Linked DNA regions of Homo sapiens: regions 2 and 3 are each linked to region 1. The links are chromatin contacts, found by Hi-C in ENCODE. All regions are on one chromosome and are shown on one strand. The core of a region is the stretch at or near the end of the contact, and the rest is flanking DNA. Distances in the headings are between cores, read along the strand shown.

Evidence for each region. A loop is a pair of places that touch in the nucleus more often than their neighbours do. Pooled maps may share reads with other maps.
Region 2: a loop to region 1 is called in a pooled map, with 6 times the contacts of the local background. The contact joins the promoter of IFNA10 here to the enhancer-like site in region 1. A Hi-C loop is called at or near these places in 2 of 50 pooled maps.
Region 3: a map of Calu3 shows a loop between it and region 1 (6-fold over the local background). The contact joins two enhancer-like sites. A Hi-C loop is called at or near these places in 13 of 168 maps with a recorded cell type or tissue (Calu3, GM13977, body of pancreas and 9 more) and 5 of 50 pooled maps.

Annotation. Positions count from the first base shown.
Region 1 is chr9:19,924,394-19,928,852 of GRCh38, reverse strand. It overlaps a transcript of SLC24A2 not described here. Among named protein-coding and RNA genes, the nearest start is that of SLC24A2, 140 kb to the right of the region's middle. RefSeq lists enhancers at 2,373-2,482, 2,408-2,702. Within about 2 kb of position 2,417, at least 3 of the 41 ENCODE cell types and tissues checked have a DNase peak (open chromatin) inside an H3K27ac peak, as active enhancers do.
Region 2 is chr9:21,205,251-21,209,709 of GRCh38, reverse strand. IFNA10 (interferon alpha 10) reads left to right here and starts at 2,567. Exons shown (of 1, transcript NM_002171.2): 1 at 2,567-3,529. The coding sequence starts at 2,613. The coding sequence ends at 3,182. It also overlaps the pseudogene IFNWP18.
Region 3 is chr9:21,094,253-21,098,711 of GRCh38, reverse strand. No RefSeq gene overlaps it. Among named protein-coding and RNA genes, the nearest start is that of IFNB1, 19 kb to the right of the region's middle. RefSeq lists enhancers at 1,928-2,222, 2,120-2,389. Within about 2 kb of position 2,216, at least 10 of the 41 ENCODE cell types and tissues checked have a DNase peak (open chromatin) inside an H3K27ac peak, as active enhancers do.

The DNA of each region.
Region 1 (4,459 bases), core at 1,168-3,667:
AATTTTATTTTATCCTGAAGATAAATCCATGGTAAGATTTTAAACCAAAGACTAATAGAACCAGACATATTTTAGAAAGGTCATTCTAAGTTTTTGGCAACCTTCCTAAACTTCTATTTCCTCACTGGTAAAATGTGAATCAGTGCAATGCCTACCTTATAAAAGGGTTCTCAGGATTACATGAAATTGATATAAATTGCTGAGCACTGTACTCAGTTAATTTTGATGATTGTAATTATTATAAATCCCAGTTCTCACTGGTCTTTTCTTCTGACTGGAACATGAACTACCAAAAACGTTGGGCTAGACAGGGTAAGATGAAGAGTGAGCAGGGAGCAAAAGAACAAAGAGAACCTCAGAGGGATTGAGTGACTTTCTCAAGGTCACTCAGCTATGAAGAGTATGAGCTGGGACTTGCTCCCAGGTCTGCCTGCCTCCAGAGCTTACACTTTTAACCCCCTACCCAGAAACCTCTCCTTCCACCTTTTTAGACTCTAGCTGTATACATCATTTCAGAATCTCCTAGAAACCCTGCAGTCTTTTCAGAGAGACAGTAACAATTCCCTTTTAAAAGATAAGGTTTTTAGCATCTCCATGGCCTAGCCCAAATTCTGAGTGGGCAGCCGCTTTTCAGTTTAGAAGGTATCAAGGGTTTGGAAAGAACTAGAACCTGCTTCTTGGCTGTGAGAGGAAAACCTGGCCAGGCCTCTGAGAGTCTTCCAACAAAGCCTCACTCTCTCTGTGTAACCAACCCCTAGGAGACCCCAGGATGAAAGCCTGCCTGGTTTCTGAGGTCGCTGGTGTGGGGCCAGCTCCAGGAGTGAGCCGAAGACCTGCCTCCTTGCTGCTGCCAGGAAAACAATGGCCCAGGGGCCCCCAGCCAGGTGCAGCAGACCCTTCCAGGCACACAGGCTCACAAGTGGCAGGCTTTTTGTGAGCTCCAGGAGTGCCAGGCAAGAGGGAGGGAGCTTTGGTTTGGTTTGGTTTGGTCCCTTACTGAGCTTAGTGCATGGGGCTTTCAGGAGATCTTGGGTTTCAGTTCACACCCCATTGGATTTCACATCAACCTGAAAACTCACGGGGACAATCAGCTGAAACAACTGAGTTTGGTTGGCTCTCCCGTCAGAGCCATAAATCACACGGTTGCCACTGAGGAAAAGAGGAGGCGAGACGAGAAACTTGGCCCATCCTGGTTCTAATTTATCCCAAGTACGTGGGGGGTGGGGGAATTGTTGTAAATGACAGGGATTTTCATTGCACAACTGCTTAGGTTTTCATGATGAAATGTTTCTATCATGGCACTGAGGTGTGTTTCCTTAGAACTAGGTTCTGCCTCATATGACTAAGATGTCAATTCTAGGCCCAAATTCATCATCATCATCACTCAGAGGTACTTTATATGGTCAAACATTGTGCTAAGCTCTTGACTTTCATTAGATCCGCAAGTGAAGTAGGTGCCATTTATTATCTCCATTTTTTGGAGGAGGAAACTAGGCTTAGCTGGAAACTCAGCAGAGCTGGGATGTAAACCTAGGCAGGCGAGCTTAAGCACTGGATAGAGTGCGAGAGAACTTTCTAGCCCAAGGCACAGGCAGCTTCTCTTCACAAGGTTCGTAGAAGGGGCTAGGCGACCACAGGTTGGGGACTTACGATGCCGGCTGGAGTGTGGAATTGCTGATGAAGGTAACATGCTAAGGTCCAGGCTTCCAGGACTCTCTGCCAGGTCCGGCTGGAAGCAGCAGAACTCTGTCCTCTTCTGCTGCTGTGGAAGCCCCGACTGGAAATGCAGCTCTGGAGTCTCCCTTTCTCTTCGTTAAATCTCATTAACACTTGTGGGAGTTACGCCCCTGCCTCAAGGAGAACACAGACCTCTAATTGCTGTGAAAAGAGGCCTGGGAAACCCCGTTCCTCTACCACCCCTGACTCTGGGTCTCCTCCTCCTCTGCTCACCGCTGGCGGGGGCTCTTCCAGACTCTGCAGCCCTGGCTTGGTCCCCCAGATTATTAAGTCATTTGTAAAAATCAAACTCATGTGCTCTCCAGAATGTCTTTAGGTCAGCTATCACAACAGCATGGTCCTCTGAATTTTTTTCCCGGGTGCATACAGCAAATGGCCAATCCAAGTGCAGTGTAGAGAGATGGCAGGTCTGCAGTCTGTTTGGTCTTCATCCTCTCTGGGGAATCTTCTTTTTCTCTCCCAGTACCACAGACTAATATTCTGATTCACATTCTGTGATGCTGCCGTTCCTTCTTTCTTTTGTTTTTCTTTTTTTTTTTTTATACCTGCATAAACAGCAATGTCCCAAGCTATGTAGACCAGAGCAGTAAGCCAGTGATGAGCCGTGAACACCTGGACACTGATTGGATGACATTTGCAAAGAACTGGGCGAAGCATCTGGGAGCGAATGCTTGCGCTTGGCAGCAGAGCGGCTGGCGCGGGAGAGCCAGGGTCATCCCAAGAACTCTGTGTGATCCCAGTCCAAGGACAGGAGACAGGGCTTTCCTTGAAGGGAGGTACTGAATGAAAGGTGAGTCACGTAACTACAGCGGAGCGAAAAGGAAACAGAGAATGGTGAAGTCAAACAAAGGGGCAGGAAGAAAAAGAGACAACAGCGTTCCTCCCACCCTGCAGGGAGAAAGGAGCCGCCGCCATAACCTCAACTCAGTCCTCTCCCGCCATCTAGTGGTCATGCTTAGTGACTGCAGCACAGACTACTAAGGGGAATCGTGACACAGGGAGGTGTCGGTGAGATCGCTACCTTATGGCCTGAAGAGTAGACATACTCAACACAAAGGGTAACTCGAGCCAAAACCATCACCAGGAAAACAGGCCCTTTTCTGTGGAAGGGCTTGTTTGTTTTGATTCGAAATACTGTGCAATTAAAGAACAGATGTGTGTCTTGCTCAATCTGCAGGTTAATGGAGGTTGGCTTGGAAATTCCCCAGCCCCTAGCAATTTCTTTAAAAAGGATTCACGTGTGTAGCACACGATTAAAATCTCTGTCAGGAAAAGCCAGTTTTTTATGAATAAAGACTATTTGTTACTTCTATTTTCTGACACAATCCAGAAGCCAAACATTCCTTACATTTTGAAGAGGATAGAGAAGGAACCCTGTCACATCAGATCCCTTGTCTAGACTCCACTCCCTAGTCAGGGAACCTCAGGTTTTTATCCTCCTCTAATAATTAGCTTTCCTGTGAAAAATACATGACGCAGGTTCTGGTCAATTTTTTTTTCTGCAGATTTTCTTTCCCCATTCTCAAATACGAAATATTTGAAGTTCCCAGTGACCAAATCTTGGTACAGGTGTTGGCTGATTGAATTATAAAATGTAGAGCTTTTTGGCAGCAAGAACTAATGTGTAAAGAATAAAACATATATACACAAGGAGTTACAGCTTCACAAATATATATGTCTACCACAAGTAATTGTGCTTACCTATGCCAAAATTTTCACATGTATTAGATTCTAAGAGATGACAAAAAGATCAAGTAAATACAGCCTGTCAACATTCCTTTTTGTCTGTGCCTATATATATGAGATGAACAAAATTTGTAGATCTAAGCAGCAGGGTGCTTTCTCCAGGTTCCTCTGCATTCTTTTCTGGGTCACTATAAATCTATATATCTTTGACTGGATATAGATAAAGGTGCAGCCTAGACCTGTCCTTATAGAGAACGTCTGATGTTTGTTTGTTCTACAGCACATCTGTGCAGGTCTGTGGGGTCACCAGTTATTCTGGGAGTGATAATGTAGGCTCCCTTATGTAAGGCAAGCTGTGTTTTACTTTGGTGCTGGATGCCAAGGGTCCAAGCATGCTATAGAAAATTCCACTTTGATGCATTGACTGCTCTGGGGCCAAAGACCCCTTAGAATTGACTCTACTTGAAGCCTGACTTTCAAGAGTACTGAGCCTAGAACAGTCAGAAGAGCTGGGTTCATTCTGTCTGTGCTGCATTCAAAGGCATGATTAAGAGCCAAATGAGCTGAAGGATAGTAATTATGGGGCAAACAATAGACTCTCCCAGAGACAGGAGAGCAGGAAGATGCTAGGCAGTTTGGTGGTTACTTTGGTGAAGAAGTCATTTCACTTTGTCCTGTGTTTTACCCTCAGAGATTCAGTCTTCTTTTCTCCTCCTTTATTCACCCTGGGCCTAACCTTAGGAAATTAACATCTGCAGGCAATGAAAAGTATTTATTTTGAGCCATAAGACATGGGATCCTTATTTGCTCTTAAGGAGGAGTCACACCCTCATGGGGTCCTTACTGGCTCTTGAGGAGGAGCCACACCCTCAGTGGCTTCTGCTGGGTAGATATCTGGAAGCACTGATCCCACTGATGGACACAGCTGACTAGATCAGTGATGGAAACCTGACCAAGATGACATTCTAGAAGCCACAAGGGGTGTAAGTCAAGAAAAGGGGAAAAGCAGGGAATAAGGTAACTGGTAACTGCAGGA
Region 2 (4,459 bases), core at 1,318-3,817, 1.3 Mb before region 1:
TTGACCTGCCTCAGAACCGTGGCCTACTTAGCAGGAACACCTTGGCACTTCTGGGCCAAATGTGCAGAATCTCCACTTTCTTGTGTCTCAAGGACAGAAGAGACTTCAGGTTCCCCCTGGAGATGTGGATGGCAGCCAGTTGCAGAAGGCCCAGGCCCTGTCTGTCCTCCATGAGATGCTTCAGCAGATCTTCAGCCTCTTCCCCACAGAGCGCTCCTCTGCTGCCTGGAACATGACCCTCCTGGACCAGCTCCACACTGGATTTCATCAGCAGCTCGAATGCCTGGAGTCTTGCTTAGGGCAGGCAACAGGAGAGGAAGAATCTGTGGGGGTGTTTGGGGCCCTACACTGGCCTTGAGGAGGTACTTCCAGGGAATCCATGGGAATCCAGAGAATCTACCTGAAAGAGAAGAAATACAGTGACTGTGCTTGGGAGGTTGTCAGAGTGGAATCATGAAATCCTTCTCTTCATCAACAGACTTGCAAGGACTGAGAAGTAAGGATGAAGACCTGGGGTCTGCTTTAGTCTTTCTTATTTTCTTCCTCTTCCTAGCTGTGTGTTTATTTCTTCTTTTCTAGTTCCTTAACTTGTAAAGTTAGTTCATTGGTTTGAGGTCTTTCTTCTTTTTTAATATAAGCTTTTACAGCTTTCAATTTCCCCTTTAGCTCTGTTTTCACTGCATCACATACGTCTTGGTATGTTGTGTTTTCATTTTCACCTCTCTCAAGATATTTTCTAAGTTCCCCTCTGGTCATCTTTTTTTTTTTTGTACTATACTTTAAGTTCCAGGTTAAATGTGCTCAACGTGCAAGTTTGTTACATAGGTATACATGTGCCATGTTGGTTTGCTGCACCCATTAACTTGTCATTTACATTAGGTATTTCTCCTCTTACATGTTTATCACATTTAGACATACATTTGTTTTCTTTTTGTTCCCATAAATTAAGATGAAAATCAGACCACTTTTACCTTCTAGGAAAAGTTAAGTGAGAAATATAAATATATTTGCTGTTGTGAATGCCATATAGAACCATTGTATAGTCCATTTAAAAATGAGAATAAATGAGAAATTAGTAAAAACTCCACTTACTAAATAGCTGATTTGCTAAAGCAGACCTCATTCCATTTAAGGACTCAGTATCTATAGGGCCTACTTATACAAAAAAAAACTTCTTACACAAAAAAAAAAAAAAAAAAGTTAGAGCCAGAGTTCAGGATCATGCTGAAAGTTATTTCTTTGCATAATAATATTCAATATTTATAAATTTATGAATTTAGAACAAAGATGGTCTTTTTTATTTGATAAGAATTGACTTGGATAGGAACTTCTGAAAACCTTTAGGGAATATGAACTTCAATGTAAAATGCCAAAAATGATTTAAATCATACTATTTTCTAAGTCATATATGTTTATTGGATTGATACTTCTTTTAAGGGTACAAAAATTAGTTCTCGTAGTGTAAATGAATCTAACATATTACAATAGTTTCTGACTTTCCAACAACTCTATCCAACAAAATTTTATTGCTTAATATACATATTTCTCATTGGGTTTTTTTGTGTATGATATGAGAAGCACTGGTATTGAGTTCATGAAGATAAACAAAATATTTGTAAGACCAATGTTACAAACCTATAGCAAATAGATGACTGTGATTGGAGGACTTTTTGTCCATTTTTTGCTGGATCTTAAAGTCTTATCACAGTATGTGGCTTTAACCTGCATATCTTTGGGCTGCCATTGACTATCTTATAGTTATTAGTTATGTTTGATCCTCAGTTCTTCAGGATGTTTGGTAGACTTTGAGAATTCAATCCAAATAGCTTACATTATATGTTTTATTTCTACTAAAGTTATTCAATACATCAGTACTTGTGTCAAGTGCTGAAAAGAAAAAAGTTTTGGCAATATCTGGATGAATACTGCAGCTGGTGAATTTACAAATTATTTTCTCATATAAAGCAAAATTCAAAGCTTCATACACTAAGAGAAAAATTTTAAAAAATTATTGATTCATATTTTTAGGAGTTTTGAATGATTAGGTAGGTAACTACATTCATATTATTAATGTGTATTATATAGATTTTTATTTTGCATATGTACTTTGATACAAAATTTGCATGAACAAATTATACTAAAAGTTATTCCACAAATATACTTATCAAATTAAAATAAATGTCAATAGCTTTTAAACTTAGATTTTAGTTTAACTTTTCTGTAATTCTTAACTTTACTTTGAATAAAAAGAGCAAACTTTGTAGTTTTTATCTGTGAAGTAGAGGTATACGTAATATACATAAATAGATATGCCAAATCTGTGTTACTAAAATTTCATGAAGATTTCAATTAAAAAAAAACCATAAAAGGCTTTGAGTGCAGGTGAAAAATAGGCAATGATGAAAAAAAATGAAAAACTTTTTAAACACATGGAGAGAGTACATAAAGAAAGCAAAAACAGAGATAGAAAGTAAAACTAGGGCATTTAGAAAATGGAAATTAGTATGTTCACTATTTAAGACCTATGCACAGAGCAAAGTCTTCAGAAAACCTAGAGGCCGAAGTTCAAGGTTATCCATCTCAAGTAGCCTAGCAATATTTGCAACATCCCAATGGCCCTGTCCTTTTCTTTACTTATGGCCGTGCTGGTGCTCAGCTACAAATCCATCTGTTCTCTAGGCTGTGATCTGCCTCAGACCCACAGCCTGGGTAATAGGAGGGCCTTGATACTCCTGGGACAAATGGGAAGAATCTCTCCTTTCTCCTGCCTGAAGGACAGACATGATTTCCGAATCCCCCAGGAGGAGTTTGATGGCAACCAGTTCCAGAAGGCTCAAGCCATCTCTGTCCTCCATGAGATGATCCAGCAGACCTTCAATCTCTTCAGCACAGAGGACTCATCTGCTGCTTGGGAACAGAGCCTCCTAGAAAAATTTTCCACTGAACTTTACCAGCAACTGAATGACCTGGAAGCATGTGTGATACAGGAGGTTGGGGTGGAAGAGACTCCCCTGATGAATGAGGACTCCATCCTGGCTGTGAGGAAATACTTCCAAAGAATCACTCTTTATCTAATAGAGAGGAAATACAGCCCTTGTGCCTGGGAGGTTGTCAGAGCAGAAATCATGAGATCCCTCTCGTTTTCAACAAACTTGCAAAAAAGATTAAGGAGGAAGGATTGAAAACTGGTTCAACATGGCAATGATCCTGATTGACTAATACATTATCTCACACTTTCATGAGTTCTTCCATTTCAAAGACTCACTTCTATAACCACGACGCGTTGAATCAAAATTTTCAAATGTTTTCAGCAGTGTAAAGAAGTGTCGTGTATACCTGTGCAGGCACTAGTCCTTTACAGATGACCATTCTGATGTCTCTGTTCATCTTTTGTTTAAATATTTATTTAATTATTTTTAAAATTTATGTAATATCATGAGTCGCTTTACATTGTGGTTAATGTAACAATATATGTTCTTCATATTTAGCCAATATATTAATTTCCTTTTTCATTAAATTTTTACTATACAAAATTTCTTGTGTTTGTTTATTCTTTAAGATAAAATGCCAAGGCTGACTTTACAACCTGACTTAAAAATAGATGATTTAATTATGTTACCTATCATAATTTTATTCAAGTTATAAAAATATATTTTTTTCTGTACCTGGTTATATGTTGCCTTCAGGATATAAACGTGAACATAAAATATACAGTCCCTGTTCTCTTGTATCTTTGATTTTTTCAGGAAAGAAATCTAAAAACAATAATAATGCTGAATTAATATCAGTGATGCTAACTGCTATAATGTGAGGAAGTAAAAAAACAATGAATTCCTCTTAGCAGAATGTAGATTGAGACATATCTGGAAATAAAAGCAGAGATATTCTCTGTAAACTGACTTCAACATGTAATTGAAAATGTACATTGCAAGTCAGATATGTGAATTTGCAGTTTCCAAGGAATACGATATCTGGAAGTTCATAACTGGCAATGGAAAGGACGCAAATGAAGGCTGTCATATGGGGAGCAAGTGGAGAGGGAAAAAAAGACTTAAACTGGATTCTGAGGATCTTCCACCATTAAAGTGTGGGAACAGAAGAGACACAAAGGAAACAGAGGTGGAATACCTTAACATTAGAAGGACAAGAGGGAATGGTGATAAAAGTGTATTTAGAAAATAAATGTGCTTAGAAAAGGAATCAATAAACTTATGGAAAATGTGAATTAAAACTGAGCACTACAGCAAGAAAATAGATGGCAATGCAGAGCTTACTGAGAGCTGGATTCATAGAATTAATCAGCAGAAGCCATACTGGGGTAGACAGAAGAGTGACTCAGAAAAGAGAAATCAAGATAACACATACAGAAAATGTGAGAAAACTGCCTTTGCAATGGTGGCAAGTAATAAGTTTGGACCCCCAAAAATGTGGATTATCTTTTATCTGCATAGTGTTTCCT
Region 3 (4,459 bases), core at 967-3,466, 1.2 Mb before region 1:
ACAGTCAACTAGTCATTTGGGGGAAAAAAAGCCTAATCCTTGTGTTACATTCTCACAGATTCTCCTTGCTGCTATAGGCCTAGTTCTACAATAACGAATGTGGAGGCACTACACACCTGCTCGAATGATCAAAGTTCAGAACGCTAATGGTACCAAATGCTGGCGACATGTGCAGCAATGGGAACTCTCTATCATCCTTGTAGGAATACTGCCCTACAGATTTCCAATTATGTGGACTGAGCAAATGTCTTCATTATTTTAGACTCAATTAGCTAAGTTGTCTGTTACTTATAGTAGAAGGCACTCTTAATAGATGCAATAACATTTATCAGAGTTAAACTGGTTCTAGCCTTGGTAGGCTAAGGTATTGCTTTTTAATTAATGTGGGAGTTTATTGGTACCTTGTGAGATCAGTATATTTTTTCCCTTTGTCACATACTAATAATTACATGAACAGATTATCGTATGCTACCATTGTATTCTTGGTTACATTCTAGTTTTTTATTTACAGCACATCTTTGGGTTTCACTTCCTAATATTTAACATGGTACTTTTATCTTCATGTTTATAAAAGTGTCCTATAATTTGTTGGCTGATCTTATTATCTGCGTTGTATGATTTTATTCTCATAAAATGAATTGGTTAGTTTTCCATTTGCTTCTATTTCCTGTTAAAACGGGAACTAAGTATGTTTTACTGAATAGACTTATGACATAATTTGCCACTTTGCTGTCTCTTCAAGGGCCTTAATGAGGAACTATATTAAAATTTAAAGACTTTTGATTATGGATTTGCATTTCTTTTGGATGCCAAGAGAGTCAGAGAAGGGGCAAGAAGACTCACATGTGTTGGGGCTACATTTATCTAAAATAATATTTAATGTTCTTTTCAACATAAATTGTATTCTCTTTTGAATTTTATTTTCCCTTTGTTCACATTGCCCATCAATGTGCTCATGAGATAGGTGGAGCTCAAATTCTTGTCAAGAGAATTCATTAAATGAACCCTCAGCAAACATTGCCAAGACAACTCCTTGATATCTGACAGTCACAAACTCATTGAAGCATATATTGCAGCATTATATTTATTCAATAAACAATACTTAACTTTTTACCATTGGCTACTGTGCTAATGACTGGGGAGACAAAGTTCAGATTTAAAACACGAATCTTCTGGAAAAGAGAGGATAAAACAAAACATCGATTACCGAACAGAATGATGAGTGTTCCGCAAGTGCTGAATTTGCAAAGAGCCATAGGCTCAGAACAGGGCGTAAAATGGAGAGACATCCACAAGTAACTAGCATTTTAGAACTGATGGAAGGATGCAAATGACATTGAAAATTTTGGAAAAGGGGAGAAAGGACAGAGATGTGCAAGTCATTTGAAAGCAAGAGCTAAAGCAAAGAGTTGGCAGAATTGCACATTTTCTAAAAATAAGAAATAAGTGAAAAATGAGAGCTAGGAATAAGACCAAGTTTTCTTCCCTCCAGGGGTCCAGAGTGAGAGATGGGAAAGGCCAACCAGGCCTTGAATGTTCCTACTAGAACTCAAGGAGCAAAATGCTATTTTGGGATGTCATAACGGGGAAAGGAAACAGACCTCTCGTTGCCCAGTTCCCTTATCTGTAAAATTAAGATAACCACAGTCCTACCTCATAAAACTGTGGTGAGGATTAATTGTTTAATTTATATAACATGCTCAGAATGATGCCTGGCACTTAAATAAGGCTGCTTACATGTGAGCTCTCCTATTTGAAACTGATTAGAGGATTATTCCCTAATGTTCTAGGTCTGCAGGAAGGTGAGGTAATTTCAAAAGAACTAGCCAGGAACTTTTTAATGCCAGCTCAACTACTCACAAGGGAGAGGCAGAAAGAGCCATTCACTTGGTGACTGAGCCAATCATTTCGCAGCAAATATCCCAGGATGTAGACAGAAGCACTGCTACCTGGCACACACACCAGCTGTCTACAATGGCACACTTTACCTCTTGGTTCTCTCTACCTTTCGAGGAGCTAAATGTTTTCACTAAAATAACAGAGGCATCTTCCAGGCAGCCAGAAGAATCTTCTGCTTTGTGAAGATAAGCAGCACTTGCCTCAGGCAAGCACCAGGGCAAAGGGGAATACCCGCTCCATTCTTCAATTCCAATTCGACAATTCACATTTAGTTTCCTTTTCACTTGTTGCATCACCCTCATTGTTATTTTTGCACCACCTGGTTCATCGTACAGCCCCTGATGATGAAATAAAAATGTAATTGGTTGTAAGTTTTAATGATGTACAGGGTTTTGGTTTCACTTTGTAGAAGCACCAGAAACTGCTTCCAAGATAGGAAGCACCCACAGAAAAACCAAAAATAGACATGTCCACGTGTTTGTGAAGGGAATGGAGCTGGTGCTTATTCAGCAGCTGCTGTAAGTGTGTTGTCTGTGTATTCTCTTCTTAACCCTAGGCCTGGCTGCATTTACCCCTGAGTATGGTTGTGAGGATTAAATAACATACAGCTCAGAGAAATGCCTGGTATCCAAAGGGAAAAGTAAACCCAGGCTGGAGGGTGACTGAAGACTGTATTGGATAGGGCCAATGTGGAGCTTCTAGCAGAGGGAGTCCAGGTAGCACCTGGTAAGAAATGTTGGGTGGGCAGCTGTAGGGGCCAGGGGAAAATTAGCCCTTTGACCTCTGAAGCTTCACTGAAAAATCATCTGACAAAAGGCAGATTAATAGGCAAAAAGCCATACAAATTAATTGTATAGTAGTTTCATGTGACATGGGAGCCTTCAGAATGAAAGCCCAAAGATACCATTTTTATGCTTAGGTTAATGAAGAATTGGACAGCTATGTAGAAAAATGACTGGACAAAAAGGGCATGATCTAATGCTAATAGACTGAGTGAGGAAGCCTAGCAAGGCCTGTCTGTCTAGATTCTTCTGGGTTTGTTTGTGCAACATTCCTTACTCTGGGAATGGGGCAGGGCCCTCTCTGAATGGAGTTATATTCTACCATCAGATAAGGCAGGTCACATAATTTCCTTATGGTCAGCTTTTACACAGAAAGGCAAGGAGGAGGTTGAAGTAATATGTTTAGGTTTTATGGCTGGCTTTGGGGAAGGGAATTCTGGTTTCTATGGCCTGCCTTGGGAAGAGGGATTCTAGAGAGATTCTAGAGAATAAGGGGCCACAGAGAGAAGGGCAGGAGAAAGTCAGAGAAAGTTTTGCTTCTGAGGCTGCTTCTGTGGCCGTCATTTTGGGGGATTGTTTCCTGAGCCTCAGCACAGCCCTTGTGCGTCCCTGGGCCATCAATCCATTGATGAGACCATTCCAACTGTGGCTGGCGGTGAAGACTGTAGGACCCTCTGGTTGTGTTTGCATAAGGCAGAAGTTGTCATTAGTGTGGGAAAAAAAAGTAGTGCCTTTTCTCACCTATTGCTAGGTTCATGGTTAATACCCCTATAATAAAAGAAGATTAACAAGAGAAAACCATAACTAATTTTTTAAACTAATTTTCATGGGAGACAAGAGGCTTTAGAAATGAAGATCCAAAGACCCAGAGAAACTGTCTATTTTTATGCTTAGGTTTAATGAAAAATGGACAGTCATGTAAAAGCATATTGGACACAAAGGGGATATGAAGTATTGTTAATAAACTGAGGGGGGACTTAGGAAGGCCTGCTGTTCAGATTATTCTTGGTGTCCCTGTGTCTTTATTCCTTTCCTCCAGAAGCAGGGAAGGACACCTGTCACATGGGGGTCTTACGACATACTTTCAGGGGAGATAGGACAGATAATTATCTTATGACCAGCTTTCACAAAGAAAGGTGAGACAAAGTCAGTGAATGACCTTCTTGATTCTGCAGTTTTCTCAATGTCCAAGGTGCCGTTATTTTAATATCATGTCAGGAATCCCGACATTAACAAGACAGGCAGAGCCCCCGTGAAGTGGCCTAGTCTCTCCTGGATTCTTAGGTGACAGAACGGAAACTAACGAATGGATCTAGTCAAAGGCCTTTGACTATGACAAGACATCCAGGATGTGGGAAAGGGAAAAGGAACAGAGAAATGTCTGAAACCAGTGGCACATAGATCTCAGCGGCATGCTCTGCCTCTTCACACGAGGTCGGAGGTCTGAAGGTGGATTCCCTACCCAACTAGCTGTTGGCTTGCGGTTATAAAGCCCAGCATGGAAAGAAGCAGCTTCAGGAACTGAATGAGGGTGAGAGGGAAACAGCAGGTTGAAGAGAGAAAAACAATTCTTCTTTTTCCTTCCCCTGAACTTAGGCTTTTCCTTTGTAATTCCCAAGTTTCACAGGAACTTTCTTGGTCACTGAGCAAAATTTTCCAATGTAATTAAGACTTTGGTGAGATTACCCTTCATTTTATTATTGTGGAGGGTACTGTTTTTGAACGAAGCTCTTCTGCCTTTTGCGTCCTCATTACCTCCCTTCCCCATGCTTTTCCAA